2 separate regions of the Mus musculus genome follow, and region 2 is linked to region 1. The links are chromatin loops, found by intact Hi-C in ENCODE. Cell type or tissue: left cerebral cortex. All regions are shown on one strand. Links, peaks and the distances in the headings refer to the core of each region. The heading gives the core; the rest is flanking DNA.

The links. Hi-C counts contacts between places; a loop is a spot of excess contacts. Peaks named below come from ENCODE experiments on the same cell type or tissue, not always from the same donor. Only the 100,000 strongest peaks of a DNase experiment are listed, where the experiment ranks them.
Region 2: it touches region 1 in a loop (5-fold over the local background); 6 of 42 quality-filtered maps call a loop at or near these places.

What each region holds. Positions count from the first base shown.
Region 1 is chr15:102,965,122-102,974,717 of GRCm38, reverse strand. Hoxc10 (homeobox C10) reads right to left here and starts at 7,922. Exons shown (of 2, transcript NM_010462.5): 1 at 7,110-7,922; 2 at 2,820-3,920. The coding sequence starts at 7,860. The coding sequence ends at 3,643. It overlaps Mir196a-2 (microRNA 196a-2), which reads right to left and starts at 1,368; the gene lies at 1,284-1,368. In left cerebral cortex, for the core only: CTCF peaks have their summits at 3,764 and 8,134; a DNase peak (open chromatin) is centred at 3,798.
Region 2 is chr15:102,693,590-102,703,185 of GRCm38, reverse strand. No RefSeq gene overlaps it. Among named protein-coding and RNA genes, the nearest start is that of Calcoco1, 24 kb to the left of the region's middle. In left cerebral cortex, for the core only: a CTCF peak has its summit at 4,795 (motif pointing left); a DNase peak (open chromatin) is centred at 4,795.

The sequences.
Region 1 (9,596 bases), core at 576-8,575:
CACACACACACACACACACACACACACACACACACAGAGAGAGAGAGAGAGAGAGAGAGAGAGAGAGAGAGAGATTTCAAAAAACCTAGAAAGGACAGATAGAAACAGAGACCTATACACTTGTCATGAATTTAAAGTCACATTCTTTTCTTCTAAGACACCATGTTGAGAATACAAAATTTTTCATGATAATTTGTTAAGAGACATGGTTGTATTCCCTGCTTTCATAATCATAATTACAAAAGAGCCCCAAGAATCTGGCCTCCTTTAGGTTTCTCCTTTTCAGAGTCTCTGAGAACAGATCCTATGCCTGTTTCCCCTTTTCCCTGATCATCCCCCCATTTTTTCCTCTGAAGACCAGAAAACCTTTTCTGAGATCCTCACTTGACAAACCAAGTCCAGAATTAAGAAAGCCGAAGGGAACAGAGTGGAGGAGGTCTGTAAAGTTTCTCATTGCTCAGATCTCCCTCTGTCCCATTCTTCTCCCCTCCGCCCCCTACCATCAGCCAACAGCCTTCTCAACAATATGGTAACGGTGGGCGCTGGCAGCGTCTGTTTACCCAGACATTTCCACAGAACACAAGGACAGGCAAATGCCTAGCAGTCTCAGACAGGCAAATATACAGACCAAGGCCTACGGATAACAGACAAGACAGACCAGAGCTGGGCTTTTGCCCTCAACAGGGTGTGTTGAAGGAGGTTTCGACTTGGACTTGGTGTTTCTCCACTAATGTACTCACTTCCTATATCCATCCTTTCCCTGGAGATGGAGCTATGGAGGGAAGAAGAGGCTACTGTTCTCAGAGTTCCCTAACTCTTTGAACACCAACACCCTCACTTTCCAAAGGAGCACTGCTCTCTCCTTAGAGGTAACAGGGAGAGACTTCAGAGATTCCCTCCTCTTTCTAGGAGCTTTTCTGTCCTTTCATGACTGCCCCACCCTGTTCCTCAACTAAGCTGGCCCAACAGGCCAAACTCAAACTCCTGCATTTCCTTGGAATTGGCTGGACCTTCTTTGTCTGTCTTTATCAGCTGGGCACAGGAGACAATAGCTACGGGAGTGAGGAGGGGGGAGAAACCCTTTCCCTCCATTCCAAAGATTGGGACAGGCTGAGGGGGAGATGGTTGTAAAGCAGGGCTGTCCAGAATTTGTCCCATGGCCCCACTCACAGCCTGACCTCCTCAGTCTGCACCTATTTTGCCCTTTCTGGGATGGGTGGTGGGGCAGTCCCACAAGGGAAGGAAGGGTTAGGGGAGGTGGATTGGGGCCCTCGACGAAAACCGACTGATGTAACTCAGGCAGTTTCTTGTTGCCGAGTTCAAAACTCAATCCCAACAACATGAAACTACCTAAGCCACAGATCAGCTGAGCAAGCAGGGCCGGAGTTTAGGGCTTTGCATCTATCCAAAGAAGAAGGGAAGGGGCTTGGGGAAGGAAGAAATTCAGCCCGGTCCCCCTTCAGCCCTACAACCTCCCTGAGGACTAGAGAGTGGACTTTGGGTGGCTGGGTGGGTTGAGGGTCTGATAGTCTCCCGTTAGTTTCTGGTATAAGCAAGTTGCATTGGGAAAATCTGGTGAAAAGGAACCTCTAGCCGCCAAATCCCTGCCCCACCCCCAGTACTGCAGTAGAGCTATCCCCCTGCATCTGGCCCTGGCCCTGGGGGGAGCTGGATCGTTCTTCCACTCTTGAGCTGGGTCCCCTGTCTTATCCATCTGGCTCTCCTCTACTCTTCTCCCAGACTCAGTGTCTAAGGATTCTCAACAAACATGGGTGTCTAGACCACAGCGCCTGTGCTCAGGAGCCACTTACAGTCGGGCCACTTGTCTGGCAAATCCCTACAGCTTGGGAACACGAAGACCAAGAACATGGACAAGGCTCACACCCACACCAGCAAAACGCAAGAAAACCCAAGCTTCAAGCTCCAACCCTTCTACCTTACAACCAGACAGAGACACCTAAGCTGATGGGTGGATCTCTAGACGCCCCTAAGTGCCATCAAAGATAAAGAAGCCAAAACCACCAATTTACCCCCTTTAACCACCGAACCCCACGGCGGTAGTGGACCAGGGAGGGGAGGAGAGGGAGCTCATAGCCGCTGCCCTCCACTGCTGGCGGCCACAAGGAAAATCCGGGTCTCTCAGAAAACACAGACGCCCAAAACACCTTCCTCCGTGCTCTACGCGCTGCTCTCCGGGCACCTGGGAACGCTGCTAGTCCTCAGTCGACCGCCAAGAGAAGAACAAGAAACCGATTCTCTTACCTTGTCGCTGCCTCCTCCTTCTCTTGCTGCCGCTGGCGCTTCTGTAAGCTGCTGTCGAGGGCGGGGGCTTAACTCCTCGTGCCCCTCCGGCAGTTAAGTTTATTCCTCTGTTTAGATGGGTGGGGGTTCCTGAGGTACCCCCCCAGCAGTGGTGGGGTGCATCCAGCCCCAGTACCGAAGGCAATCAGATCCGTCTGCTCCTCAAGATTGCAGTTTGCTCTCTGCCTCTTTCCCTCCTCCAGTCACCTTTAAATGCATCTTTTACTGCAGTACCACATTATATTTGCAGATCATAAAATCCACCTCTCGCGCGCACCAAGACCGTCCTGACATTACTGTTTTATGACCTTGACTTATTGTGGTCACCTGGATAATATTTAAATCAACGTTATGGTCTCTCACTTACATTAAACCCGCCAAGAGACATTCTGGAAAGGCTGTAGGAGATGAGTCAAACACAAAACACACACATATCCACACACTCAGTGTTTTGGGGGAGGGGGTGCCGCTAAAAAAAAAAGCGCCACTAAAAACAAAACAAAAAAAAAACCCATCCATTTGAGGATTAAGATTCCGGAAATTTATTAGGATTTTTTTTCTCCATTAAGGAAGCTACATGCAAAAGATACAACATACAGAATATCTTTAAATAACACAACTCCCAGACAGGAGCAGGACAACTTGGAGGGGGGGTTGTTTTTACTTTGCTATGCTCTATTTTTAATTTTTTTTTTGTTCTTCTGGATGGAATTTCTGAGATGAGAGAGATATAGTGTGTTGGGAAGGGTGGGAGAAAAGCAGAAAGCAGTACAAATACTTCAAGCATATTCTCAGAGCCATTGGGAGGGAAAGACAGAGAGAGGGAGGGTTTAGTCTAGACACTGGGTACTATGACAAACACACAAATACTAGCTGAACTTTCAAGACTACCTATTATTCTAAGGGGGGAAATGCAGCAAGGAAGGAGCAATGCTAACTGTGCTCTACAAGGTTACAGACCCTCTCTGTTTGATTATCCCCCTTTCTTTCCCCTCTAATCGGGTGCATTTGACCTCAACTTTGCATGGAGAACAGAATGCTGTATGTGAGTGCATGGGTGACTGAAGAGTTGACACACACACCGGCCACACTACCACCCCATCTATGAGGGCACACACAACACCCCAAAACCCATCACCCCATTTCATGCTTTAGGTGGAAGCATCCTCGAAGCACGAACCATAGGTCCCTTGGAAGAAGAGTCTGAGGTCTTTGCCTTTTTTTTTTTTTTTGCAGGCGAGTTGCATTTATACTCAGGGAGGGAAAAAAATATATCACCAGGCACAAAGGGAGGAGGGGCGGGGAAAGGGGAGAAGGGGAGGGGGAGGAGATGACGCTGGCTCAGGTGAAATTAAAATTGGAGGTCAGTTCCCGGATCCGATTCTCTCGGTTCATTTTCTTGAGTTTCATTCTGCGATTTTGAAACCAGATTTTGACTTGTCTGTCTGTAAGGTTAATGGTCTTGCTAATCTCCAGGCGGCGCTCTCGCGTCAAATACATATTGAACAGAAATTCTTTCTCCAATTCCAGCGTCTGGTGTTTAGTATAGGGGCACCTCTTCTTCCTTCCGCTCTTTGCTGTCAGCCAATTTCCTGTGGTGTTTTCTGCCTTTATCTCCTCTGTTAAAAATAACATTATTTACATAAGTATCCCTGGAAGACCCAAGACCTTGGTGCAGCTTTTGGAGCCTGCTTGGGCAGAGGGTAGCTGAAAAAGCAGAAGGGGAATGCTCTAGCCTCACAGGCTTGGGGGTTGGTTCTTTTGGGATTTTGAAATTTCTTAGGGGGTCTATACTTACAGGGAAGAAACAGAAGAGGCTTTTATGTTCAAAATGTTTGCTAAATTTAAATTAGTCAAGACCACCACCTTATTCTAACAGCCTTAAGCCTCCCCAGGCTTTCTCTCAACTCTGTTCTGCTCCAGCTCTGGAAAAATGCAGCCAGCCAGAAAAAAAAGCATCTTCAATGCAGAGGCTGCCCTACAGCTCAGAGTCATTTTCCAGAGAGCTTAAAATTCCTTTCATCTCTGTTGAGAGATTCTGTCCCAGTCTCTGGAATTCTTGCACTAGACCCCAACTCTTATTCTCACCTGAATTTCCACAGGATTGCTGTCTTGTTAGAGCTCCCCTTTGCTGTCTCCTTTCCTGGCCACATACTTCAGGTATAACTGAATCAAGGAAACCTGTCTGAGCAGCAGGGGTTGGGGCTACAGCTCTGAGGAATGCTAAGGGCTGCTCAGACAACTTCCTCTGACCAGAGAACTTAAGGTTAAGGAAGGCAGACAACCCAAGAGTCTATGTGTAGGTAGAGTTCAGATACACACACACCTATACATCTATATACACAGGAGGGATGTGGATAAATACCTACATATATGAGAAGATACCATAATATATGTGTTTCTATTGTTTTATTGTTAGTTTCTCTTTCCAATATGTATTCTTGTTGAAATGGATCAGCCTTGCTCTTCAGGTAAAAGTATAGAACATGGCCACCCTTTAAAGAGGGAAAAAGAGAATCCAAAGACTAGAGAGAGGGTACCTAGCAAATAACTTTGCTGACAGCCCTGTGTGCACCCTGCTTTCTCTCTTTCTTATGCCAAGTGGGTCTTCTGAGTCCTGGATTTTGTCTGGATTGGTGGTGAGGAGAGCTCTACAGAGGCAACCAGGAAACAGTGGGGGCAGGGAGAAAACAGCAAACTTGAGGCTATAGTTTAGAAAATATCAATGTCTTTAATTATTCTCGTATCTCTACACCTGCAGCTTCTTGAAAACTGTTCACAAGCTCTCCACATCTAACTCTACCCTGTTTATTTTTTATTGGGGTTGTTGGGTTTTAAGAGGAGGAAAGGAATTACAAGTGGACCTTAGCCAAAAAAGCTCATTGCCTCTGGCCTGGTGAAAACACCAAAAAAAAAAAAAAAAAGGGGGGGGGGTGGTGGTGGAGGAAAAGGGGAACACAAAGCATAATCTCTAGGTGTTAGTTTGGGGTAGGAAGGCTTAAATTATTGAAGGGATAACCAGGAAAGAAGGGGGAGTCTATGAAAGTGGGTATAGTTTGTGTTTAGAAGGTAGGCTTGTTAACCTTGACTTTGCTTTTTGGTATGGCTAGGACAAAGTTTTTTCTACCCTCCACCCCAGTCCAGCTTAGGGTTTATGGTGAGGGAATAAAATTAAACCTTTGCATGACATATGAGCCATTAGGATATGTGTTAGTTACATTGGTGCCTTACTCCTTACTCATCTCCACAAGCACAGCCACGGCCATCTTCTGGTCAAAGTCTCTAGGGACTGGCTACCAAGGCTATTTTTGCAGAGTAGACCCAAGAGGGCAAGGCTCTGCCCTCTGCGCGCCAAAAGAGTGCATATGCTTGTGTGAGTGTGTGTAGAGGAACACAATATGTGTGTGTGGTGTGTGTGTGTGACACAGGTTGCCATTAGGCATGAGTGTGCAGTTGCATCCATATATAAACCTTATACAAAGCACCACACACAAGCTTCAGGCCACCCCAGTCTGATTCGCTCTCAATAGTTCACCTACTTCTATACCAATGACCCGGCCTCCATCAGCATCACCAGGAGCCAGTTTCTTGGGGAGCGGGTTTATTTCTACCCACTAGGCCTTTTTTGGTGCATTTTGTTCCAACTTTTCAGGGAAAGTCGTTCCCTTTTGCAACACAATCCTGCTCCTGTTTCAAACTCCGGTTCCCTGCCCCCAGTACAGCAAAGGGTCCTGAAAACCCTCAGTTACAGAAGAAATGAATCTTGAACCCTGAGCTTGAACTCTGGCTGAGCATTGAACCAAAAATCACAAAGAAATCCAACCAATGCCTCACTCCTTCTCAGGAGTAAACCGCTTGCCACGCACACAGAAAATTTCAAACCACTCATTTATAAACTGCTTTTGAAAACCACTGGGGGCAAAAACATAACCAGAAAAAAATATAGAAAAGGAAAAAAAAGAGGCCAGAGGTGGTGGGAGAAGAAGAAAGAAGGAGAAGAAGAAGAAGAAGAAGAAGAAGAAGAAGAAGAAGAAGAAGAAGAAGAAGAAGAAGAAGAAGAAGAAGAAGAAGAAGAAGAAGAAGAAGAAGAAGAAATGAGAAGGAAAAGGAGCAGAAAAGCAGGGAAAAAATTTTCCAACGCCCTAATTCAAAGCCATCCTTAAGCCAAGCATCTGGCGGAGGGAGGGATGTGGCGGGCAGCCCTTCACCTCCACCTCTTCCGGCCTCAGCCTCGCTGCCCAAGGCTCCTGCCGAGACAGAAATTGCAGGGGCACAAACTGCACGCACAAATCCGACCCACAAACAACAAATTGTGTTTCTAGTAAACATTTTTCCAACTAGGAATATGCACTGAAGAGACATTATTCATCTCTAAGCCTTCTCTGGTCCCTGGCCTAAGGATCGCCATTTTAAGCTTTTTGTGAGCTTTGACCTGAGCTGGGGACATTAGCCCCCCAGGACATCCTCACTGAAAAAGCAAACCAAAGCCATCACGCGCCTAGGAATGGCCACCGATCCGGTGCAGCACAGGGTGCCCGTAGGCTTCCTGTAGTGCGCCCCTCCTCCGCCTATGCAACCAAGGGCCGGGCTGGCCTGGCACTTCCATGTCTCGGTTTACCTTCCACTGCTAAATGACACGCTACCAGCCTGGAGCTCAGCAAACAGGAGCCTCAAGCCCGGGTCAATTCAGAACCTTTGAGTTCCTTAGGCCTCTGCTCAATTCTCCCTTATCTTCCTGCCCCAAATCCTGACCACGAAGACTCGCACCCCCAACGTTCCAGCCCGCCCCGCGGCCCAGACGGCCTTACCTTTAGCTTCGTTATCCGAGGTGTCTGGACTGGAGTCTGCGGTCTTGGCCCGTTCCTTCTCGCTCTCCGAGGGGCTGGCTTTTGGGCCCGCCAGGCTTTGCTCTGTCTTGATCTCATTGGGACTGGGGGTCTGGCTGTCGGACTTGGGGGTCTCAGGAAAACTCACTTTGCCCCCAAGCTGAGGCGATTCCAGATGTTCGGTGCGCGGGTTGAGACTGGCCCGCTGCTCAAAGGGGGCTTCGAACTCGTTGGCCCCAGCACAGTGGGGCGTTTTGTCCAGCGCGGAGTAGCTCGGGCTGGCTCGGTAGTAGCTGGGTACAGGTACCTCGTGCTCCCCAAGGCAAGACTCCGGCAGGGGGTGGGAGTAGAGAGCTGCCTCAGGGCCACTTTTCGCCCGCTTCTCTGCACTGTACATGCAGCAGACATTCTCCTCCTTGACACTAGGTGGGTAGGAACAGGAGGACAGAGGCCTGCCAACAGGTTGTTCCAGGCGGTAGGCGGCTTTGGGGTCGCCCCAGGAGTCCAGCTGCGAGAGGTAGGACGGGTAGGTGTTGAGGGCTAGGTTTGGGCTGCCTCCCTCGTCCCTCTTGGAGAGAGAGGGCGCGAGCCCGCAGCCCCTCATCACCCCGCAGTTGAAGTCACTCCCAGATTGCATATACATTCCTGCGTTACGGTTATAGCGCTCTCCTCCTCCCGGCGCAGCCAAGGGCTCCGCGTACGAGTTCGGAGTTACATTGCGAGGGCATGTCATTTTCAGAGAGAGGGGTTTTTAAGGAGCAATACTACAGCGGAGGAGCTGACATCTTTTTTCCCCCATCCGGGAAGGGGGGGGGAGCGGTTGGAGGGGCGGGAGGAAAAAGAAGGGGAGGGGGGAAATATCAGCTCCATAATTATCCGCGCATTCGGTCCTCACCATGTGACGGCTAGACCAATGGGATTTGAAAATGGCCTTGATGATTCAGACGGTCGTGACGTCAGCGGGGTCAAGTTGTCGGCAGGCGGAGCGCTCAGCGTGGAGTAACAGCGCCACCTAGCAGCTGCCTCGGGGTAGGGGCACCGGAGCCCTTCCTGGCGAACAAAGGAAGCGCCCCCCGGGCTGCAAGGGCGGTGGGGTAGTGGTGGGGTAGGTGGAGGGACATGGGACTGTTCTGTGAAGAGTGGGACTTGTTTACTAGAGAATCAGCCTGTAGCTCCTGAGGAGAGGGGGGTGGAGAGGGGGGAAATGCGGGACAGAGTAAGGCAACCGGGGCTCAAAACAGTCAAATTCAAAGTAAAAGGTCAAGACAAGATTCAGGTACTCTTTTCCCTCTCTTCACCTTACACTTTCTTCACCCCTGTTCTCCTGTTTCTTCTCTTGGGTTGGTAGCCGGGTAGTGTTTTGGGGGAGATGGGAAGAATCTCCAGTGGGCTTAGGGTAGAAGAGAAAGTTCAAGAATCAAAAGCAAGCTGAAGTTTCTGTTCTCCTGCCTCCTGGTCCGGCTTGGCCCTTGGGTCTGAGCTCTCCCTACCGTAGGTCTTGGAGGTTAGTTGAGTTGCAAGTTCCTTTTTCGGTACTAACTGGGAGTCTCCAGTGTCTGGAGTGGGCCCGGGCCCGGGTCACAACCACTCAAGGGATTCTGGGCAAAGGAGGATCTTAGTGGGCCTAAGGATCAGTGCAGGAGGGAGTTGGAGATTAAAGGTATCTTTCTCCAACCCTGGAGTTGCGGTCTGGGCCTTACTGGATAAGCCTCTCTCTCGGCTTTGCCCTTAGAGCCTTAGAGAGGGTTCCATAGGCTGCTTTGCTCCATGGCCCGGCGGCCCTCTTTTCCTGTTTGACCTTGTCCCTACTTTTTAAAAAAAGGAATATTTCCGGAGAGAAAGCTCGAACCTCCAGGCCTTGCTTGGGTTGGAGGCATGTGTATCCACATGGGAAAGGCTCAGAAGAAACAATTAAACTCCATCCGAGAAGGGTCCTTTTTAAGCGATTGGGCTGGGAGTATTTTTTTAAAGAAGAGGAGCGGTCTATTTTTTTGCGTGCTTGCTAAAGGGGAATCGTACGGGAGGCCGGGAGGTTAGGAGGGATGTGTGTTTGAAATAGTTCTCCATCACTTTTCTTCCAAAGCGAACTAAACTCTCCACCCCTTCCTCAGGAAACGGAATCCGGAGAATAACTTGTCTTTCCGGTAGCTCCGCATTTTTCCCTGGGCAGAGGCTGTGGGCTTTCCATTTTCCCCCGAAAGACCAGAGCCTGGCTGGGAAAGGACTCCAGGGCCGAGCTCCCTGGAGTGGATGAGTGAAGAAGCTGAACCGATTCCTGGAGGCCCTAGCCAGCTAGGATGGAAGATAACTAAGGAAAGAATTGCCCTGATTTCCCCCAACCAGGGGCGGAGAAGAAGACCCAGGGGTGCCTTAATTCCGGGGGTGGGGAATCTGTGGAGTGTGTGGCCAGCAGGGGAGATTTGAAATAGTTTTGTGTTTTCATTTGCAGAGGTCGCCCTGGCTTCAGCC
Region 2 (9,596 bases), core at 803-8,802, 270 kb after region 1:
TAAAGCACTTGCTGCCATGCCTGACCAGCCCTCAGAAGCCACACAGTTGAAGGAAGGGAACCGACTCCAGTAAGTTGACCTCTGACATCCACAACTGCATCATGGCACATGCACACACACATATACATACAGAATAAATGAAATTTTAATGTAATAAGATAAACAAAAGTCCCTGAACCAAAGTGTAAGAAAAACAGGAGCTGGGCAGTGGAGGTTCACACCTTTAATCCCAACACTTGGGAGACAGAGTCAGGTACTTCTCTGGGTTTGAGGCCTACATAGTGAATTCCAGGACAGACGGGGCTACACAGAGAAACCCTGTCTCAAAACAAAACAAAACAAAACAAAACCAAAGGAGTAGAAATCAAAATGTCTAGAACTCCAACATCAGAGATTCTCCTGCCAACAGGGTGTGGAACACACTAATTTTCTTTCTCTTTGAGATAGGGTCTGGCTATGTTTGGCCAGGCTGGCCTTAGACTCCTGCCTCAAGTCTCTCTAGGAGTTAAGACTTCAGGCACCACCAAGCCTAAAAGCTAAAATGATTTAAAGTCCTGCTCTGTTCACTAGGGAAGCCACCAGCCACAATTACTACATTACTGAATGTTTGAACTGTAGCCACTCCACACTGACAGGATGTGTGTGTAAGTATATAACAGATTTCAAAGACTTAATACTTAAAAACAAAAAGTAGAGTCTCAAAACATTATATATATTCAGATTGAAGCGATACATTTTGGGAGGACACATTCAAACCATAGTCATTCATCTCTAGGGATCATAACTAGGGTGGATAAACAAATATTACTCTGGACTATCTTTGCTTCTTAAATGAGGTCATTAGGAAATGTTACATGATGTGTATGACCACAGTTAAGTTTCTACTACACAGCACTAGCCTAAGATCCACTACAGAACAGGACCCTTACAGCCAGGACATGCCTAGACTTCCCTGTGTCCCCAGACTATCATCATCTTTCTTATCAGGAAGAGAAATACATGAAATTTCCAAGACTCCAGTCTTTCTTTTGTTCTTTGTTTGTTTCTTTTCTCACTTTCTCTTCTTCCTTTCTTTCTTTCTCTCTTTCTTGTGTGTGTGTGTGTGTGTGTGTGTGTGTGTGTGTGTGTGTGTGTGTATGTGTGCAAATGTGCCCACTTTGTGTGTATTGAGGCTCCAGAGCAGGATGCAAGGTGTCTTTATCAAGTGTCTCCCTGTTGCTTCTCACTGACCTATAGGCCATTTTGGTGAGGCTGGCTGGATGATCAGTAAGCTCTCCAGATCTGCCTGTGTTCATTCATGTTGGAGTTACAGGCATGCATAGCCTTTTATGTGGACCTAGGAATTCAAATTCAGGTCCTCATGCTTGCAACCACTCTTACCTCTGCCTCCCTGAGGACTGGGATCCCAGACACATATTACCACACCTGGTTTTGTGTCGTACTATAGATAAAAATCAGGGTTTCTTGTGTGTTCAACAAGTACTTTGCCAACTGAGCTTCATCCTAACCTGGAAGATTCAGTCTTGGCGTGCCCCTGAGCCACATAATCCCAACCCCACAGTCAGGGCAGACTTCCACCTATGTTGTGCTGTCTCCAGGGTTCTCCTGTTCTTGTCACCCAGACTTTTCTTTCCTTTTCTTTTCTTTTCTTTTCTTTTCTTTTTTTCTTTTGTTATTCAGGTGAGAGTAGAAATGTCTTAATTCATAAAAGTGAGTTTCAGCTAACTGTGGTGGCACACACAGATTATCCCAGCTACTCAGAAATCTGTCTGAGGAAGGAAGATTGTGAGTAATTTAGTGAGGTCTATATCAAAATAAAGGAAATACAAAGGACCCCTGTTGGAGGGCTGCCCAACTGCATGGATGTCTTACCCGTTCCAAGTATCATAAGACACTCAAACACACACATATGAACACACAACGCACACATACATGTACATACTCACACACATGAGCACACAGCACACACACATGAATGCACATGCATGAACACACATATTCACTCACATACGCACTACATAAATGCACTCATGTGCACATACATGCATGAACACACACATATACAACACACATGAACACATGTATATGTATACATATACACATGCAATGGTGTTTTCCTGGCTTACAGATCAGAACTGGCCTTACAAACCTGGATTTAGGAAACATGTCCTCCCTGTTTCCTATATTTCCATCCCTTTTTCTCTTTTCTTTTCTTCCTACCTGTAACTGTGAAAAATTTCCCAAATTGGTAGAAATGAGTTCTAGTAATGACCTAGTTCCTGGAGCCCTAGACATGCCCAGACTCCCCAGATTCTGATTCACCCTCAAACACCCAATGTCTCCCCAGCAGAAAGACAAATGCCTGGAATGCACAAATCTTCATTCTTTTTCTTGTTACAGTTTTGTATTTTGAGGAAGTATCTCACTAAGTACATGCATACACTCACACACTCACACACACACGAGAATGCACATGCGTGAACACACACTCACACTGTCACACACATGAACTCACACACATATATGAACACACATGCACACATACACCACACACACACACACACACACACACACACACACACGAATGCACATGCATGAACACACACACGCACACATACACACAGGAACACAGATATGTGCACACACCCATGAACACACACATGCAGGCTGTCCTGGAGCTCAGTCTATAGCTCTAGATGACCTTGAGATCCCCCTGCCTTGGCCTTTCAAGCACTAACTAGGCTTACAGGTACGTGTCATCACACTCCTCTCAGACTGCATTCTTAGGCACTCCTGTAACCCAGATATGACATATTTCCCAATCCCTTGACCTCGGTAAAACATTCCTGGCTCTGATCCCTTGACAGAAAATGCAGATCAAGCCTCCCTGGAAGTCACTGAGAAGATACCACAAGGACAACGCTCCTTGTTGGAATTCGGTTCACAGTCTGTGCTTTGTAATTCTCAGCTTCCCACTTTGTCCCTTCACCCTGCAGATTGAGAGGATTAAGGAAAGCTGAAGAGTAAACTCCATTCTGTTTAAAAAGACTCACAGAACCTCAAAACCATAGATAGGCTCCTTGCAACAAATCCCCAGCTTGCCATTCAGTGCAGAAATTCCTTGGACTAATCCCTCCTTGGTAGTCATCCACCCTCTGTTTAAACCTCTCCAGGGCCATTCACTGGCTCACTTGATGAACAAAAACAAGACTTGATAGACACTAAAAAGAAGGGCAGACACGGGTCCTACCATTAAGGAAGCCTATATTTTAACAAAATCACAGAAGTAACTATAAGGTATACATGGTGTGTGTCGGCTGAGGCCAAGACAGGCCGAGTAACGACATCGCAAGTTATTCATGCCCAACCAAGGGAGACTGTAATACCCAAATCCCTCCAAATCTCACAGCCCTTCCCTATTCATTTCAAGGAACATGGAACAAGATGCTTCTACACTAAATCCAATTGCTCTCAAGGAGGACATTTCTACAGCAGCTTTAAAACTCCAGGAAGACGTGCATGGAGGAGGCTACCATGAAGATGACTGAACTGCAGCACTCTCGTGGGGGAAAGTGGAACCCACAGCAAGATCGTCTACTCTGGTCTGTATCATGGAATGATCTTTGGAGACCTTAAATACACACAAGGGCCAGCCTACTGGCAATTCCCCAGCCTGCCTTGGAAGCTCAGCATATCTCTATCCTAGATTGGTATCTTTCTTGCTATTTTTCTCTCTATCCCATCTGTGTGGCCTAAATCAGTGGCTCTGCTTCAACGGGTCCCTCCGAGCATTTTAGTTTTCAATATTCTTGGGGACTTTTTTCTGTCTCTCTGTCTCTGTCTGTCTCCCTGTCTGTCTCTGTCTCTGTCTGTCTCTGTCTCGCTGTCTCTCTCTCTCTCTGTGTCTCTCTCTCTGTGTCTCTCTCTCTCTCTGTGTGTCTCTCTCTGTCATTGTTCTCCGTTTTCTTGGTTGATTTCCATTTTTCTATCTCTGGCCTTGCTTTCTCCCCAGCTGCCGCAAAGCCATAAACCTAGCCTGTTCTGCAGCAGGCAGCCGCCAATCACTGAGCTCCAAGAGTTGAAGGGAGGGAATCAGCAAAGAGTTGGGGTGGGAGAGCAAGGGCACTGTTGCTACAACAAGGGAGGGGAGATGAGTAGAAAAGAGCAGAGAAGTACCCCTCCCAGCAAACAGCCAAAACTGCCTACAACAGCCCTTCTTGGACAGAACCCCTTCCCTGCAGAAAACAGACACCTGGCCCCTCTATGCTCTGTAAGGCAGGTCCACTTCTTGTACCCCCAATGGGTGGCTTCCCGCCTAGAACCACTGATCACAGATAGCACCAGAAATGAGTAGACTAAAGACCTGGGAGGTTTGAGGAGGATTGAGATTGATGCTTACGTGGATATCGGGAGAGACAAAGATGGTCAGGGCCATGTCTAGTGGGTGATGCCAGGGCAGGTTTGGGGAAGTATTGAGAGGAGGAAAGTGACCTTATTATCACCCAAGGCTGAGCCAGGAGGTTGGGGGCTGCAGGTTTCTTCTTTGCTATCTGGCCACCAATAGCCCAGTTCCTGGTCCCTTATCTAATTTGGGGTTCAGGAAGGCAGAGTGCTGATTTGAGAGGTAACTGCTCGGCTGTACCTTAGAAATCTCAGACTGTAACAGGCTAGGAGGGGAAGGGGAGGGGTCAGCCAAAGATTTTAGGTGAAGAGCAACGAAGGAGGAACATTCCTCCTTCCTTTTGGTACTGGAGACGACTTGGAAAGCAGTAATTCCTGGTGTGCCGGCGACCCCTGCTGGCGCTTCGCGTCAGCACCAGCGAGCCCGGGAGGCAGGTAGGTACTCAGGGTTTTCCTGAGACCTGCTGGGCATCATTTAGCCAGGACACCTTTCTGTGACTACATCAGTGTACAATATAACAGTGTGTACAGCTCTGCATTTGACAGGGTACGGGCACCCCAAGTGAAGGCAGTAATGTGACTGAATAGAAGACTGAGCCTAAAGGAACTTCAAGCTCTCAAACTCCCAACTACTCTTTGGAGAACTCAGAGTGTAGAGCCCAGCCTGTCTCACCACCAGCTCCATGCCAATAACACAGAACCACTCAGCATGGCTCTGCAGGGGTGAGAGACCTGTTAACCGGTCCATAAGAAGAAGAGTAAAGGATGACTAGTTTGAAATCAGACTGGGTTATAATCCCAATTGTCTATTTCCCTCCCCAAAAACCTGCAAGTGATTCGTGGTGTTTGAACCCAGTTTCCCCATATAAGGGGCATGCTGAGCACAGCTCCTAATAATGTTAAGTATTTAATAAATTCTAAATTCTCCGTCTGTCTCTCTATCTCTATGACTCTGTTCTCTTTCTCTCTCTCTCTCTCTCTCTCTCTCTCTCTCCCTCCCACTGTCAAGGTCAGGCAGGGATTTCAAAAGGCAAATAAATGGGAATGCTGTTGACCATGGTGATGATGGTAGTTTGTATTTACACCACTCGTGCAAATCATTTTCAACATATTTTAATACATGGCTTTTTTTCCTTTTTATTAGCCACGCACATCATGATCATGTTTTATTGGGATAGAAGTACCCCGATGTTATGGCAGGTATCTGGAAAGATGGCCTTATGAAGCGATAACAAGGCATGACAAATCTTCCTTTATTGTGATACATTTCCATTACTCAGGTTAATCAGAAATTACCCATTAGAACAAGGGCTTAAGATAAGTACATGACAGTCATCTGCGGAGATCAAAATCTCTGATTTTCCAATGGGTACCTAATTGTTATGGCCATTGTGGGGGGGGGCAATTAATGCTTAGATTGAACCGGTCTTAAAACATTAGAATAACTCAAGGAGAGATGACAGGCAGTTAGGATTAGTATATTCTGAAATTAAAGAGAAGACAGATTTCACTTCTACCGAATGATATCCTCACCCCTACAGCTGTCCAGTGACAGGGGCAGACTGTGCATGAAGTACAGAGCTGCACTTCAGCAGGAATATTGAAGCAGGCTGTCTGACTCCTGGGCAAGCTTACCGTGAAAGAGATTCAGGCTGCAGAGGGAGATTGGGTAAGAGGCCCTCTGAGGTCCCTCTACAAGCATACTTGAGTGGATGATGAATACTTAGCACAGCACAAGTGTTGCTCCAAACAGCATTACTGCCATACCCGACATCCTTGCTTGTCACCACAGAATGGGAATGGGGGACAGCAATCATAACTATGGGAGTCTCTGCTTCTCTGAGATTTTCTTCCTCCCAAGGAAAAGCAAGAGTCTGGGGGACATTCCGTCTCTAAGCATCCCTATGTTTGCCTTGATTTCTTTTGCAATCCTCATCTTTTTCTTCATAAGCTCCCTCTTCAAACGCCTTAAAGAAATCTTACTTAAGCAAAGAGCCTTATTTGTCATTTAGTTTCCTCTAAGGGAAGAGTGAACAGCAAGCAATAGAGGAAGCACTCAAACATTTGTTTAGCTCCTATTAGGTGTAGCGCCTATAAACTTTGCTCTTGATTAAGAGAGGTGTGCGTATGCTCTCATGCAGAGGGGTGTGTGTGTGTGTTGTACATGTGGATGCAAATGTAGGTGGGTCTGCAGGAATTCTTTGCTGCTCAAGCCTTGCTCTGTATTTATCTCTCCTTTGGGAATTGCAATACCTTCTGTGCACACACAGGCTATAGCCAGGAGATATTCTTCTGGTTTCTAGATGTTTGTACACTACCCCAGGTTCCTCTGTTCCCATCTTGAGCTTTGCCGTGTTGACGTGTCAAGATTTAGCTGCTTTCTTGTCTCTGTGTATGCATCATTGGCATTCTCTTCTCTGTCATGGTGCATGTAGATCCAGGTATCCAACCCATGTGAAGTCATCTATGTCCTGAAGCCCCTTCTCCCAAGAAAGACTCTGTGAGGAGTCCTTGGCACCCTCCTTTCCAGGCTGCCCCCACTTCCCACTTTCCATGCCAGGAGAGATCTAATTACACAGAAATTAGTACAGAGAAGGATCGTTTGCTTTTATGGCATCAGCGCCAGGGCAGCTGTAAATCTGGAGCCGCTACTGCAGCAGCTTCTGAGCACTGTGAGGACGCTGAAGGGGCTCTCACCTCTTCACCCCCTCTCCCCCTGGGCCGCTATCCCTGTCCAGGACCTGACAACCCGTATAGGTACCCATCTCACCAAAGGATAAGGTGTGAAAGGGAGGCTGTGGTAAATCAAGACACATAGTAGGTGTTCAATAAATGTTACCTAGCTGATTAGAGGATGGATTACCAGCATTGTTAACCACTACCCAACTACCCAGATGCAGTGACCAAAAGAGGGATACTCTTACCAAAATTCCTCAGAATTTTCACATTCTTACCAGCCTTCCATACTTTTGTATGTGCCCAGATAAACCTGATGGGTAGGGCAATGTGTCACTGGACTTCTATTTCAGAGACCCTTCTTAGGCAGCATCAGGTCGTGAAGACAGACCAAGTTCAGGTCTTGATTCTTCTCTTACCTCTTCTTTCCCATCACCCTTCAGTGTAGCTTTTACCACAACCCCCCCCCATCAATGGCCATCACATATTTGGGGGACATTGCAGCATGTAGACAGACTGTACCCACGCAATCAGAAATGAACACTTCTTTATGGTAGTCTCATCCGATGAGTAGAGAGGGCATAAAAGGCTCTAGCGACCCCTGGGCACCTGGAGGCGACTGTCTGCCCATTGCCAGCACACTTTAAGCACACTAACATGGTAGTGGTTATTTGTGCTTCCTTTTTACTGTACTGGGATTGAACAAAGTCATTCATGCAATGCAGGCAAGTGCTCTACCTCTGAGCTACCTCCCAGTCCCGACTACAGCTATTTTGATTTCCATATGTTGAAGGGATGAATTGCTTCCTTGCGGTGCTGGAGGGTCTTGCTGTGAAGGGTTGCAAAGAATTGAAGATTTCTGTGAAGAGGGTTGGGGGTAAGTGGGAGCTGGGGGGGGGGGGCGGGGATGGATAGAGACACGGCCTTTTCCAAAGTAGCAAAATCAAAAGCCAAATGCCCAAACTTCCTATTTCTTCCCAACAGTTCCCAACCCACAGGCTCAGGACTCCTTCCTCTTGTTCTTCCCTACCCGGACATCTCCAAGTCAAGGCACTTTGACAAGAACTCCCATATTCACTCCCATAGAGATGAATCTGGAGAGCTCCAAGGGGTGTGTAGGTCAGGAAAGAGTGAGCCAAAGAAAAGAAGGCCTATCTGCAAGGCCAGCCCCTCCAGGACTTCAAAGACCATTTGGACAGGACATCCTGTTGCCACCTGGGGGGGGGGTGCGGGGGCAGGAGGAGCTGGCTAAAGAAGTGGAGGCATATCCTCTGTGTCCCTCTCACCCCTGTATCTGCGTCCCAGAGAGGGTGAGGATTTGGCGTGAAGGGCAGAGCGTCGGGGGGGATCTCTGGCTCCCGCCTCCCGCAGCCCCCAACCCCAGCTCAGGCTTCAGTCTCTCCTCGTTGTAGCAGAGCGAGAGCAAAGGGACGGGCAGTAAAGATGAGTGATGGCGCGGAGACAAGCAGAAATACACCATCATGAAAATGCTAATGACTCCTTGCTCTCTTTCTTTATGGTTGGAGTAATACAGACTTCAATCATAAAAACAATCTCCCAACATTTTAATGGGCTCCATCATGCCCGCACTTGTCGGTATATTTGAAGAATAAATCACCCTCCCCGCTCGGAATGAATTCGCTGTCAAACTCGGCTCCCTCGGAGAAAATGGATGAGGAAAGAGGATGGAGGCTTTTTTTTTTTTTTTTTTTTTTTTAGGGGAGGGTGTCGTCTCCCCCTCTAACTCCCTCCTAAACTGGATTGTTGTGAGAACTGCCTGGATTTTGAGTAGCAAGCAGGGGACTGTTGGAAGTTGGGAGAGCTGAAGCCATAGAGGGGGTTTTAAGAACAGTGGCTAAGTGAGTGAGGGATTTCACATGGCGAGAAGCCACCCCTGGGGTGGACGAGGAAGAATGATCAGGGGTAGGAATAGTGACAGCATTAAAGCAAAGGGCAAACTCCTGACAGTTCAAGGAGATGCGGAAACTGCCAAAAATCTGTACATCTGCACTACTTCTGCGTTATTGGGTCGAATTCCTCTCAGATTGGGCCCAAGCTGGGGCGCAGTAGAAAAAGAAGGGGGGAAGTTTGAGAGATCTCTTTTGTAGGGTAGAATATCATAGAGCAAGAATAGGTTGGGCTCTGAGCTTGCGGGGGTATTTTCAGCGCAGTAAGCCACAGGTCTGCACCTCTGAAAACTGCCTCAGAGTCCGGGGTAATTCTCATTTCCATACAGGTGGCAGCCAGCCAATGAAAACTTGGGATACGCATACCGCGCACAGCCAATCCCAGTTAAGGATGAGCTGACTTGGCAGGTTTAATTGCATCTTGATTGGTTGAGATGTTGCTAGGCAAAATTTGGGTCCTGGCGATTGATGCGGCCCGAACTGGAGAGGCAGGTGACTACGAAAATATCTAGAAACCTGGATTGACATTTTTTTCTTCCTGAGTTCTTTCAATCGCAAAGGCTTGATAGGGTCAGAATAATAACTGTCCCTTTTCATCTCTGGAGTGGGAGA